Regions from separate parts of the Homo sapiens genome. Here region 1 is linked to region 2. A link is an interaction called in ENCODE POLR2A ChIA-PET data of the cell type or tissue named here. Cell type or tissue: OCI-LY7. All regions are shown on one strand. Each heading gives the region's core, and the rest is flanking DNA. Links, peaks and the distances in the headings are about the cores only.

Region 1 (6,418 bases), core at 1,326-3,825, 300 kb after region 2:
CCTGGCACACAGGGCCTGCTCTTTCCAGGCAGGCCGTTATTCTCATTCCACAGTTAACAACTGTCTTGGTCAAATCACCTGTGTGGTGATATCTGGAAGCCTTTCCATGTTACCGCAGCGTGGGAGGAAAGTAGCCTGGCAGGGCCCCAGAGAGCAAAGGCACTGATGCCCAGTGTGCGCCTGAGACACAGGGGCTGAGAGCCCCAGCCGCTGGCCCCTCCCTCCAGGGCTGCAGCTGGGCTGAGCCTCCAGGAGGGGGGTGCTGTGGTGACTGGGCCCAGAACAGAGCTGGGAATTAGGAATGTGGGTCCCAGTCCTGGCTCAGCCACCAGCTGTCTGAGTTACTTTGGGCAGGTTGGTAGCCCTCTCTGGGCCAAGGCACTCTCCACTGTAGCAGGAGGGGTGTTCGTGGTGCAACTTAGGAAGGGTTCAGCCGACGTCGCTGGAAAGAACTGTGGTCTCATCTGAGGCTCAACCGGGCAGGAGGGATCTGTTTCCAAGCTCCTTTGCATGGAGGGGAAGCAGGGGTCACAGAGGGCATGAATTCCAGGAGGCAGGGATCATTTAGGGGCCATTTTAGAGGCTGGCTGCCACACTGGGGGATGGAGCCCTGTGGACTAGGGTGCCCCCAAACCTTCCAAAATTCTAGGCTGCATCCTCTACCCCAGGACAGGGACTCCCTGAGCCAGAACCATCAGCTCCTGGAGGGGTGAGTCTCCCCGGGGAATCCTGCCTTTCCCTCTGTGAACTGGGCTCTTTCCCTGTCACCTTCTGCAGTCCTGCCCGGTGCCCCTCATTACGCCTCCTGGGCTCTTAGTTGCACCCATGGTTGCCCCACAGCCCTTGGAAAGGTTAACCTCCAAACTCCAGCTCCCAGGATCTGGTGATGGGGGAGGAGGGAGGGTACTGGGGGCGGCCACCCGGGACTCAAGTGTTTGGATGCTGGGGTGGGGGTCTCGGGAGACTGGCAGGCAGACTCCCTCCCATTCCAGAGCCGATGGGCCCAGAGAGGTGCATCAGAGGTAGCCCTTGAACTCCTGTAGGGGGCAGGCCGGAGACCTCTCATCAGCCCCAGATCTGGGTGAAACCGGGAGTGGTGCAGACCAAGGGTGGGAGAGCCCTGGAGGACCTGCAGAGCCCACACGCGGTACGTCATCAGACAGCCAGGAGGGCAGGGGGCCCCTGGGGCTGGGGCAGCCAGACTGGATTGGGATGAGGCAGGAAAGTCCTCTCCCCAAGTCGCAGGACTTCATTCTTCACTCATTCGTCATCTCACACTTCCTGATGGGAATGCCGGGACACCCAGCGATGGCAAGTAGGTTTTATTTGATGTGCCAATTCCACCTGGTTGGTACCAGCTGTCTTAGGCACTGTGTCCAGTAGGATTCTGATGCTAAACTGGGGTTCAGGGGAGAAAGTTCAGGAATGAGCATCACTGGCTGCCCGGGGATGAGGGAACAGAATACCAACTCCAGGCCACCTATTTGCCACCCTTCAGCCAGGCACAGGCCACCTGTTTGCCACCCTTCAGCTGGGCAATGGAGATATACAGAGAACAAGGAGACTAGGTGCTTGTCTTTAGATCACAGGCTAGAAATAGCATGACAATAAACAGGCAGCGGAATGGATACTGTGAGCCTTGAGCCTATTAATTTAAATGAAACAGACTCTCAAATTGTTTGTTAAATAATAGATCTAGCAAAGCCATAAGCTTTTTATTGTTCCATCATGCACATGAGAGAGAAGAAAAGTGCCAATAATTATTTTCTGATGGACAGAGAAGTTTTTACAAGTATTTTACATCTTGAGAAGACAGGGATATCAATTATAACATTATTACCAGAGAAATAAATTTTCTAGTAAGACAACAGATGAGAATTACAGAAGTGGGAGGTTGGAGATTGTTTTTGCAGTTTGTGGCAATTATTTCTAAAGGCCCAGGAGTCTCCTTTGTTTAAAAAACTCTTTGAAAGATGCGTTTTCACAGAGAGTGCACCCATTTGGTTACTGTTAGGAATATTCACACGTCTGTATATTGCACAAGAGAACAAGATGCAGTATTCTTGGGAAAGTTCTCAATTTCAGACCTTATGAAATCCCTTTTAACTGGTTTTTATGGATGCAGAACAGCTCTCCTTCCTCCACAGCTGCAGGGGAGCGGCAACACATCATCTCTTTTTTTAGATTTCTTTTGTTAATTATGAACACTTGCAGTTTTTAGGCCAGGCTCTGGCCTAAAATTTCATCTTGAATTTCCTTTGATTTTGCTGTCAGAAACAAAGAAAAGGCTAAGGAAGGTTTTTCTGAATAAGAGTAAAAAGTAAGACGCCCAGAGCGGGTTTCTTCTCTGGGCCTGATGGGCACACCAGGGCAAAGTGGGAGTGGCCGGTGCTGAGGAACCCAGGCACCCAGCACCGTGACCCTTCTCACTCCCAGGCCTCCTGTGGTGGTCTTGAGGAAGGGGCTGTGCAGGTCCCTCTGGAGTGGTCTGCCTTGGCTGGGAGGATGAGAAAGATGGGGCAGGCTGTTGGCAGGCACACCTGACAGGTGCATGGCTGGCTGATTGATGAACTGTGACAGCCTGAGGTTCAGACAGCGCCCTCAGGGCACCCCTAGCCATGCACTGGGACTCCCTAAACTTCCTGGCTCTAGTCTAGGTGAACTGTGCATGAGGGGCTGGGACATGAGCTCCCAATACTGGTCTTTCTTCCTCAGGCTCCTTACAAGAGCTCAACCCCACTACCAGGAGGAGTTTTGGGGTGCCAGGTAGCTCAGAGTGCAAGGTGAAAAGGTCAAGGGTCTCAGGTTGGGGATGGCAGGGGTGGGTCTGCCTGGGAGGAGGCTGCTGGGGTGAGGAGGAGGCTCTTCAGTGAAGCACCTTCCACACTACATAAAATGGCTTTAACAAATTCAGGAATCAGGCAAAGGCTGGCCCCTGGGGTCTGCAGGTTCCCTCTCAAACCTGGGCCCAAAGTGCTTTTCCTTTCCAGGACCTGGCCCAGAGGGAAGAGAGGAGTGAGGCAGAGCCTGAGACCCAGAAAAGAAAGCTCACTCCCGGGACCCCTGGGCCGGGGGACCTGCCCTCCCAAAACCTGCCTTCCCAAGATGCCCTTGAAGGGCTGGGCTCGGACCCGCACCTGGGCCAGGAGAGAGCAGAACTTCAAAGACCACCAAGGATGGACACCCCTGAGTCTGAGAGGAGGACCCTCAGGATCAGAAAGCGGAGACCCCTCAGCGTAAGAGAGCCGAGGCCTCCTGGGGCGAGATCAAAGATGCTCCTCAGAGTCAGAAGGTGAAGACACACGGGGGCCAGAGCCCAAGGGCTCCTCAGGGTCAGAGGGAGGAGTCGAAGAGAATTTAGTCCTAAGTGCCAGGGAAAGGCGAGTCCCCAGAGTCCAGGGAAGAAGATGCTGCGGTCTTGGGAAGGCAATATCTCACAAGCCTGGGAGGTGGCTCCCGGAGAGGCCACTGTGCAGCCCCCAGAGGAAGGCGACCCCCATAGCCATCCGAGGGACTCCTGCGGGTCCCTGAAAGCACAGACTCCAAAGCCTGTGGGCAGGGAGAGCCCAAACCTCCGGAGAAGGACTACCACGCTGACGCAGAGCATGATCAAAGGCGAGCCACAAAGGTCGGCACCGGCGGTGGCAAAGCTGGGGGCCGCCCGGGAGGGGGCGTGGGCTGCGCTTACCCGCCCGAAGCCCCCGGCCCGGCGGCGGCTCCCAGGTCGCGGAGCCGGAGCCGAGATGCCAGCGACCCTGCGCGCCGAGGTATCCGGGCAGCAGGGGCTCCTCGGGGCTCTCCGGGGCCCCCAGGCCTGGAGCGCGATCCGCACGGGCTGCAGGGCCCTGGAGTGGGCCCCGCACCGGGGGAGCAGGAGGTGGGCCAGGCTTGGCTTCCGGGTGCCCTCCGGGGTCGGGTGGGGCGGCCCTGAGCGTCCCAAGGCCTTGAAGGCCGCGTGGCCGGCGCCCCTCAGCACCGCCAAGGCGCCTGCGGGCTTAAGCGCGGCGCAGCAGGTGACGGCTCTGCAGCGGCTGCTGGAGCTGCACAGCGCGGCCAGGCGGCAGCGCCGCCGGCGGGACCGTGAGCAGCAGCGGCTCCGGGTGTGTCCCCACGCCGGGATCGGGGCCTGCCTGGAGCGGGCGGGGCACCGAGGGGCGGCCGGACGCTGACTGCCGCCTCTGCAGGTCCTGGAACGCCTCCACATCGCCAGGAACCGCCACTGCCGGGTTCACCCCGTGGGGCTCCCGCCCAGTCCGGCTCAACTCCCGCCACAGGCAAGACCCCTAGAAGGCGGTGGGGCCACAAGGAGCCTGCGCGGGGCAGGGGCCGAGCTTAGCGCGCCCGGGTCCCTTTGAAGTGAGCGCACTGCACTCTGGCAGTGACTCGGCGGGGCGCGAGGGGCAGGTGTGCCAGGTGCTGCCCCGCCCGCCCCACTGAGCCGCGGACGCTCAGCGCTCCGCACCGCCAGGAGGACGCGGCTGGGCGGCGGCGCGCCCTGCGGGAGCAGCTGGAGCAAATGCATCGGGAGAGGACGGAGCGGCTGCGGGCCCTCGGGGCCAGGTGAGGGGCGGGCAAGGAGGGGTGTGGCGGTGGCAGGAGGCCCCTTTCCCTGGCCTCCGAAATGACAAGCCGCTCTCTCCCCAGGAACACCCAGAACTTCCTGGAACTACTGTGTTCCCCTGGTGCTGAGGATCCCGTGCCTGCGAAGTAGTGCTCGCCCTTCCCAGCACCCTCTGGTCATTGCTGAGTCCTCAAAGGGATGATTAAAGTGATGAGGGTTACGGAAAAAGCAAGAGGGCAACTTGCAGGTCTGATAGTTTCAGAAAGGCCTGAATGCAACCTCAGGGACAGGGAGAGCAGAGGGGCACAGACACACACAGCAGCTTTGCCCCACCAGGAGGCCTGTTATTTCTTCTTCCCTCCCCTAAGCCCACACCTGGCCCACGGTCAGAGGGCCAGGTCTCGGGGATCAAGCAGTGCGAAGGCCCCGTTCTTGCGGAAGAATGACTCAATGCGGCACATCTTGCAGGAGACCAGTTCTTGCTTCACTGGGGGGCCTGGGAAAAGATGTCAGAGGCCAAGCATGGGTTCCTGAGGGAGGGACACGCAGAGCATGGGAGCCCTGTCTGTCTGCACAGCCCTAGGAATCCGTCAGTGGAGTAGCCACTTTGTGGGAAGAAATAGAAAGTGCTTTGGAGGAATGGGAGCTATGGGCAAATACTGGGAGCTGGCTGGATGCCAGGATACAGCAGCCATCTGCCATCATTACCCTAGCTTCAGGATCCTCTACCTGCAGGGAGGGGGGCCACCCTAGCCTGCTTGTCACAGGGACAGACTGTGGAGAGATGAGATTTCCTTCGGCCTCCTGCTCCCCGCTTCTAGGGCTCGCCTCCTGCTTTTGTTAGAAAGTTATTTCCCTGACTTCCCCTTTAGGGGCCTGGGGGAAAGGGATGTTTGGGGGCAAAATCTCAACTGAGTCAATCCCCAACCATCCACCTTTTCTGCAAGACACTCAAGCAGCTGGAGAAGGGTACAGGGCTGAGGAGTCTCACTTGACATTCATGAGCACAGACAGCAATGGGACGTGCAGCAACATCGCCCAGCAGCCCTGCCTGGCACATGCCTGTTCCACACCTTTCCTCTTCATCTCTAGTTACTCCACTGCCTCAGCTCAGCTCCCTCCCCGCTGATGGCCTTGACTCAACCTCACAGAAAAAAGACTCAGCCGAGATGGACAGGCTTCCTGCCAATGACATCCCCTACCCGCTCTGGCTCAGCCCTCCTGCCCCCACTCCCATCAGATTCCAGCAACTTGAGCTCCCTAGGAGATCTCATGGATTTAAATAGCACCTATAGGCCAGCCGGTGGCTCATGCCTGTAATCCCAGAACTTTGGGAGGCCGAGACAGGCAGATTACGAGGTCAGCAGTTCGAGACCAGCCTGGCCAATATGGTGAAACCCTGTCTCTACTAAAAAAACAAAAATTAGCTGGGCGTGGTGACACACGCCTGCAGTCCCAGCTACTCGGGAGGCTGAGGCAGAAGAATCTCTTGAACCTGGGAGGCAGAGGTTGCAGTGAGCCAAGATCGTGCCACTGCATTCCAGCCTGGGTGACAGAGTCAGACTGTTTCAAAAAGAAAAAGAAAAAAAAAAAGCACCTATATTCCAATGACCTCCGAATTTGCATCTTCAGCTCTGACTTCAATCCAGACTTATAGACACAGCCACCCTACAGACACTTCAAGCATAACATAGCCAAACACACATGGCTAAATAGGACCTGTTCATGCACGCTCCAGCCCTGACCTCTCCCAGTCTTCCCTGTCACTGCAGCTTTAGCTAAACAAACACCTGGGTGATTGATCTCTCTTCCCCTTATTCTCACATTCTATCCATGGGTGAGTTCCACCGAGTCTTC
Region 2 (6,418 bases), core at 1,579-4,078:
GCACGTCTCTGGCACTAACCAAGAAAGGCAAGTTAGCAAGAAAGCGCGCTTTTTAACTGTCCTCTCCCAGAATAAAAGGCCCTTACTTTTTATTCTAGATTCTGGATAATTTTATTTTTTCTTTCCGTCTGTTACTAGTTGGGAGCTAAACACTGGCCAGGGTCCCAGCGGCTGCTGGAAAGGCGCCTTCCTAGGAGCAGAAGGCTCGCTTAGGAGACACTGGGGGCAGGGAGCGAACTCGCGGCTCTTTGTCCCCGCAGCAGTTCGGTCGAGGCTATTTCCCGCCAGGCCGAGCCCCTGGTCTGAGCGCCCGATAGCGGGGTGCGGCGAGGAGACTCCGGGAACACTCGCTGGGCAAGCAGCTAGCACAGCCCCCCATCTCCTCCGGGTTGGGGGACGCAGGCGCGGGCCTAGGCCGCCGCGGGGGCGGGGACCACCCACGAAGTCCAGCGCCCCGCCCCGGACGCGCCCGCCCCGCCTGCCTCGCGCGCTCCTCCCGGCGCCAGGAGGCCCAGCGCACCGCGCCGAGCTTCCTCGGAGTCCTCCCTACAGCCGACTCAGGGAGAAGGTCCTGGAGGGCCCGGGTAGGGGAAGAGAGGGCCTTCTTCCTCCTCATTCCCCGTCCCGGCCCCAGCGGAGTGCTCATGTCCCTCCTCCCCATCCCCCTCCTGTTTTGGGTGACAAATTAATTTTAATTAGAAAAACACAGATCAGGTTTTGGAACAAAATTATGCTGTTCCTAGATTGGAACTGGGACTCTTTCGACCTAATTTAGAGCAGAGGGCGAGGCTGTGGGAGGGTGGCAATGCATCGGTTGAAGGAGACGCGCGTGTGGCGGGCAGCAAGGGGGAGGTGTGTGGCGTTTAGGAGAGTCTCCAGTGCCGTCCTCTGCAGGGCCCTTCTACACCTCCCCTTCCAGTTGCCAGAATGGAAAATTCATGGAGTCCCGCGTAGCCCAGGTCAACACGCTTTTATTGCCACTTCTGGCTCCCCTCGTCCCAGCAAGATTCCTACCTCTTACCCTGTAGGAATACTGAGCTCCGATGCAGGGGAATGGGGTGGGGGTGTTACCACTTCTCCTCTGCACACTGCCAAGTTAAAGAAAACCCTGCTTGCTGGAGAGGGAGGGCCAGACAGGGAGGAATTCAAGGGCATGTATGGCTCAGTCCCACTTCTGACTGCAGAGTATAGGGACCAGGGTTCCAAACTTTTTTTCGAAGTAAGGGAGGTGGGGAAGAATTTGGCTGCTGTTGTACCCCGTGTCCTAGCTGCCATGTTTCCATGGAAATGAAGGCGGGGCAGGATGTAGCTCACTCTGACTACCTGGGAGGATGGCAGGACAGGCATTTGGTAAACATATCTCCCTCCACTCCTACCTAGCACATACGGCTGTCCCCAGCCGACCCCCAGGCTCTCTCCTCACTGCCTGCTCCACTCCCTTCCCTTCTGGAGCTGGTATCATGCCAAGTGGAGTCCAGGCAGGGCTGCCAGTGCTACTCTCCACAGCCAGGTCTCACTGGCACGTTAGGATCTAAGTATGTCCGCCAAGCTCAGGAGCATCCCTGCTAGAGCTGGTGGTGGCAGTGCCTCGGTGAAAAGGCAGCAGCAGTACCCCCAACTCTCTGTGCAACTGCTGTTTCCCAAACAAAACTGAAAACATAAACCCAAACACTTAAGGGTATCACTCTGGCACAATGCTGAGGGCTGGGATGGGGGAGAGGAGGCGCATCCTCCTGAGACTGGAGCCACCTGTGCACCCTGCCTTCTGCCCATCTGGAGTTTGCTTCTTCCCACTGGGCTGTCACTGGGGGGCTGGAATCCAAATCTCCATTTGGTGCTGCTTTCAGCACCCACTGCTGTTCGTTTATGAGGCTTGCCAGTTTCCATGGTGAGGAGGTGCAGGATGGATTCTCAGTACCATGGGTCAGCCCGGTGCTGCTGGTTGTAGAGCTGTAGCTTGATCTGATCTTTGATCTGATTCACTAGGATCTGGGACAGCAGAATTCCCACCAGCTGGGAGAGGCAAGAAGGAATTGGGCACTCAGCAGTGAGTGATGGCCTTGTTTTCCCTGGCTCGATCTTCCCAGTGCGGCCAGCACTATCCCTTTCCCTACCCCTCAGCCATGTCAGTGCCTGACACCCTCGCTGATCCCCAGGTGCCTTCCCCAAAACAAAGGAGTCTTTACAGAGTGTGTGGGACCAACAAGTCTCACAGGGTAAGTTACCTGGGGGATGGCCAGGCCTAGAGCCACACCACCAAGTAAGAATAGGTTGCTGTGTATCCAGTTGACCAACTTGTCAATACAGCCATTGGTGTAGATGACTTTGCTAGCTTCCAAGTAGTCAAAGGCCTGCATACCTTGGCCACACATAGTGTTGATCACTGCCTGGGGAAAGAGTTGAAAAGCCAATTGGGACTGTAATTCCAATAACTTTTTGTTTGGGGCCTTAGCTGATGGGCTTCCCACCCTTCCCAAACTCCTAAATTGTCAGAGAATATATGTGGAGGATATTGGGTTGGAAGTTGCCAAATGCAGACTTCCCTTCCTCTGAGAGGTCAGGATCCAGGTCTCTTTGCTCTGGGTGGTGGAATAATCTGTACAACAAACCCCTAAGACACAAGTTTACTTATATAACAAACCTGCACAGGTACTGAATCTGAACTTAAAACTTAAATCTGTCCCTTCTGAACTCCATGTGGACTACATGAGTATGAGGTTAATAGAAGCATCAGGTTGGGGTGAAGAAAAACACCTGACAGCTGTCCCACATGACTGATCGGTGAAGCTAGGGGATGGGGATCCCCAGTAGCAGCTGCCCCCATCAGAAAGTGACTCAGCTCGCTGCCTAGGAGGAAATGAGGCAGGATGCTGGCTCACCTGGTCAGGAGTAGGCAAGCAACAGGAGTAAGGCACAGAGCAGCGCTCTCGACTGGGGTTGTCTTCTGAGCAGTTGAAATACATGTTCTGAGACCAGTCCTTGTAGGAAATCCCTCCACAGCAGCTAAACTGCAACAAAACCCACCAGAGGTTAAGAATCACCCACCCCTCACACTGAGGTGACCAGGGGAATTCTCAGAGCCACCAAAAGTCTATAGCAAGCTTCTACTGGGAACTTTAGGTTGTGTTTTAACACAGCCTTAAACTTTGAGCTCCAGCTTCCCAGTTGCCTTCGCCTGAAGATATTCTCACTTCTTAATTTCTATTACTTCGTATATCTTGTTATAACTTACCACTGTGCTTGTTGGTATTACAGTTGTACATATATTTTGTTTTACATACTCAGCTATAATCTTCTTGAGAGAAGTTTCTGGCTTTGCAGGCAAATGGAAGTGATCAAAAGTATTGGCTGAAATAATTACAGTATCAGTGCTGAAAAACTTCTCCTTAAGATAGAGAAAACACAGGGGAGGAATCTTCAATATTGTGAGTCAATCATTACTCCATGAGAGCCAACTGGATCTCAAAGTCAAGTGTCTATTGCACCAGAGGAAGGGGAACTCAGGACTTGTCTCAGAAGCACTTTTACTTAAAAGTTAACTTTTTTGGCCAGGTGCTGTGGCTCACACCGGTAATCCCAGCACTTTGGGAGGCCGAGGAGGGCAGATCACCTGAGGTCAGGAGTTCAAGACCAGCCTGGCCAATATTGCAAAACCCCATCTTTACTAAAAATACAAGAATTAGCTGGGCGTGGTTTGGCAGGCACCTGTAATCCCAGCTACTCAGGAGGCTGAGGCAGGCAGATTCACTTGAACCCAGGAGGCGGATGTTGCAGTGGGCCAAGATCACGCCATTGTACTCCAGCCTGGGTAACAGAGCAAGACTCCGTCTCAGGGAAAAAAAAAAGTTAACTTTTATTTTTCACTTATTTATTTTTGAGACGGAGTCTCTGTCTGTCACCCAGGCTGGAGTGCAATGGCATGATCTTGGCTCACTGCAACCTCCAACTCCCAAATTCAAGCTATTCTCGCACCTCAGCCTCCTGAGTAGCTGGGACTACAGGTGTGCGCCACCAAACCCGGCTAATTTTTGTATTTTTGGTGGAAACAGGGTTTCATCATGTTGGCCAGGCTAGTCTCAAACTCCTGACCTCAAATGATCTGCCTGCCTTGGCCTCCCAAAGTGCTGGGATTACAGATGTAAGCTACCATGCCTGGCCTAATTGTTAACTTTTGATTCATAGCAGCCTTGTTCACAGTAGCCGAACGGTGGAAGCAACCCTTTTCTCCACTGGTGAATGAATGGATAAACAAAATGTGGCATATACATACAACAGAATATTATTCAGCCTTCAAAAGGAAGGCAGTTGTGGCACATGCCAAAACAGAGATGAAACTTGAAGACATGCTAAGTGAAATAACCCACTCAAAAAAGCATTAATACCGTGAGTCCCTTCATTTGAGGTACCTAGAGTTGTCAAATTTACAGACAGAAAGTAGAATGGTGGTTGCTGGAGGAGAGGAAAATGGGGCTTTAGTGTTCAATGGATACAGAATTTCAGGAGAGGAAAATGGGGAGTTAGTGTTTAATGGATACAAAGTTTCAAGAGAGGAAAATGGGGAGTTAGTGTTTGATGGATACAGAGTTTCAAGAGAGGAAAATGGGGAGTTAGTGTTTGATGGATACAGAGATTCAAGAGAGGAAATGGGGAGTTAGTGTTTGATGGATACAGAGTTTCATCTGGGGCAGATGAGCGTTCTGGAGATGGTGGTGATGGTTGCACAACAATTGAAGGTACTTCATGCCACGGATCTGTATGCTTAAAAATGGTAAATTTTACATTATGTAAATTTTATCACAATTTTTTAAATGTAATTTTCTTTTTTTTAGTCTAGTCAAGTGCAGCAGTGAGAAGGGGGGAAAGAGTAGAACAAGGAGTTGGATCTGTAGCTGACTGTGAACAATCAAATGAGATAACTCACTCCCTTTGGACCAGCCTAAAATGTCACTTTTGAAGAGGTAATATTCAAGAATCTGCCCAGTTCCTCACCCCCTGTAGGTAACCATTTATAACACAGTAGATTACTATATATACTGTTCTGTGTCTTTAAAAGTACATTTAAAGCACTCTGCTACGTGTGCTTTTTTGCCAAACCCCTTCCCAGAAGCCATTACCTGGCAGGTAATGAAGAGCCCCACAGGCATAGAGGGTGAGGCATCTCTTGGGATGACATTCACTTTTACCCACAGTCCCCCAGACCACTGGCTGACCCATACCTTTTTCTGGCCAAAATCAATGAGGTTCTGCAGATCCAAGTCATCTCGGTAGTGCACAATGGCATTGTTGATGATCTCACTCACTTTCCCTCGAGCCTGCCGGAGACATGGGCAAGGAATCAGAACACAGGACTAATCCCTAACTTGCTCCTTCCAGCAAAAATAACAGTAGACAGGGATCATCCTTCTTAACTGAGTCTGCCTTGAAATCAGAACCGAGTCCTAATGGTGGAAGATAGCCGGTTCAGTTCCAAAGCCCATCCCAGGGCCCTCAGGTACCAGTGGGCAGGAGAAATGCTGGACCTGCTGTTGAAGCTTTTCAGAGACACATTTCAAGATATACCAATGTGTATCTATCTCTGAATGCTATTATCACAAAATACTTGTTGACTGATAAAAACAAACTAATTTTTAATTTTTTTAGCAGAAAGTAGCTTACTGAGCTGAGGCACTGCCCTCTAGTGGACACTAGATAATTGCATCTCTTTAGACTCAAAACAGAGCTATTTAATACATCATTTCAGGATCTTACTGTAAGCCAGGAGGACTACGAAATTCGGAATTAACTCAGTGGCTCTCGATTTCATAATTTTCTCCCCTCCCCTCCCCTCTCCCTTTCTCTTTTCTTTTCTTGATACAGTTTTACTGTCGCCCAGGCTGGAGTGTAGTGGCGCGATCTCAGCTTACTGCAACCTCCTTCTCCTGGGTTCAAGCAATTCTTGTGCCTCAGCCTCCTGACACCTGGCTAATTTTTTTGGTGTTTTTTAGTAGAGACAGGGATTCGCCATGTTGGCCAGGCTGGACTCGAACTCCTGGCCTCAAGTGATCTGCCCGCCTCAGCCTCCCAAAATGCTGGGATTACAGGCATGAGCTACCGCGCCTGGCCCAATTTCATAATTTTCTACCATAGTCTCTTCCTTCCTGCCCCACTACTTTTCTCAAATTTTCTTTCCTTAGTTTTGTAGTCTGCCCTTGGCAATCATTTGCCTTTTGGGAAAGACATTCTGGTTCTTAAAAAGGACTGTCACTGAATGGCAGACCATTTCCAGATATGGCAAGCATTGTTCAAAACCTTTTATTAAGCCAATCATGGTGGCACATGACTGTAATCCCAGAGACTTAGGAGATGGAGGCAGGAGGATCACTTGAGCCCAGGAGTTCAAGGCCAGCCTGGCAACCTAGTGAGACTCCCATCTCTTAAA

What was found. ChIA-PET counts read pairs that join two places held together with the same protein. Peaks named below come from ENCODE experiments on the same cell type or tissue, not always from the same donor. Only the 100,000 strongest peaks of a DNase experiment are listed, where the experiment ranks them.
Region 1: POLR2A ChIA-PET joins it to region 2 with 20 read pairs; 2 of 35 experiments call an interaction of 5 or more read pairs at or near these places.

The regions. Positions count from the first base shown.
Region 1 is chr7:128,867,305-128,873,722 of GRCh38, reverse strand. SPMIP1 (sperm microtubule inner protein 1) reads right to left here. Exons shown (of 2, transcript NM_001195150.3): 2 at 1,676-5,057. The coding sequence ends at 4,948. Among named protein-coding and RNA genes, the nearest start is that of SPMIP1, 4.2 kb to the right of the region's middle. RefSeq lists silencers at 3,586-3,705, 3,766-4,285, 4,416-4,525. In OCI-LY7, for the core only: no CTCF peak of the experiment used is centred there; a DNase peak (open chromatin) is centred at 2,592; H3K4me3 peaks cover 848 bases.
Region 2 is chr7:129,163,368-129,169,785 of GRCh38, reverse strand. TSPAN33 (tetraspanin 33) reads right to left here. Exons shown (of 8, transcript NM_178562.5): 5 at 5,217-5,312; 6 at 2,880-3,008; 7 at 2,226-2,387; 8 at 87-2,013. The coding sequence ends at 1,912. It also overlaps the pseudogene RNY1P11. Among named protein-coding and RNA genes, the nearest start is that of TSPAN33, 22 kb to the right of the region's middle. RefSeq lists an enhancer at 1-9 and a silencer at 380-599. In OCI-LY7, for the core only: no CTCF peak of the experiment used is centred there; a DNase peak (open chromatin) is centred at 2,845.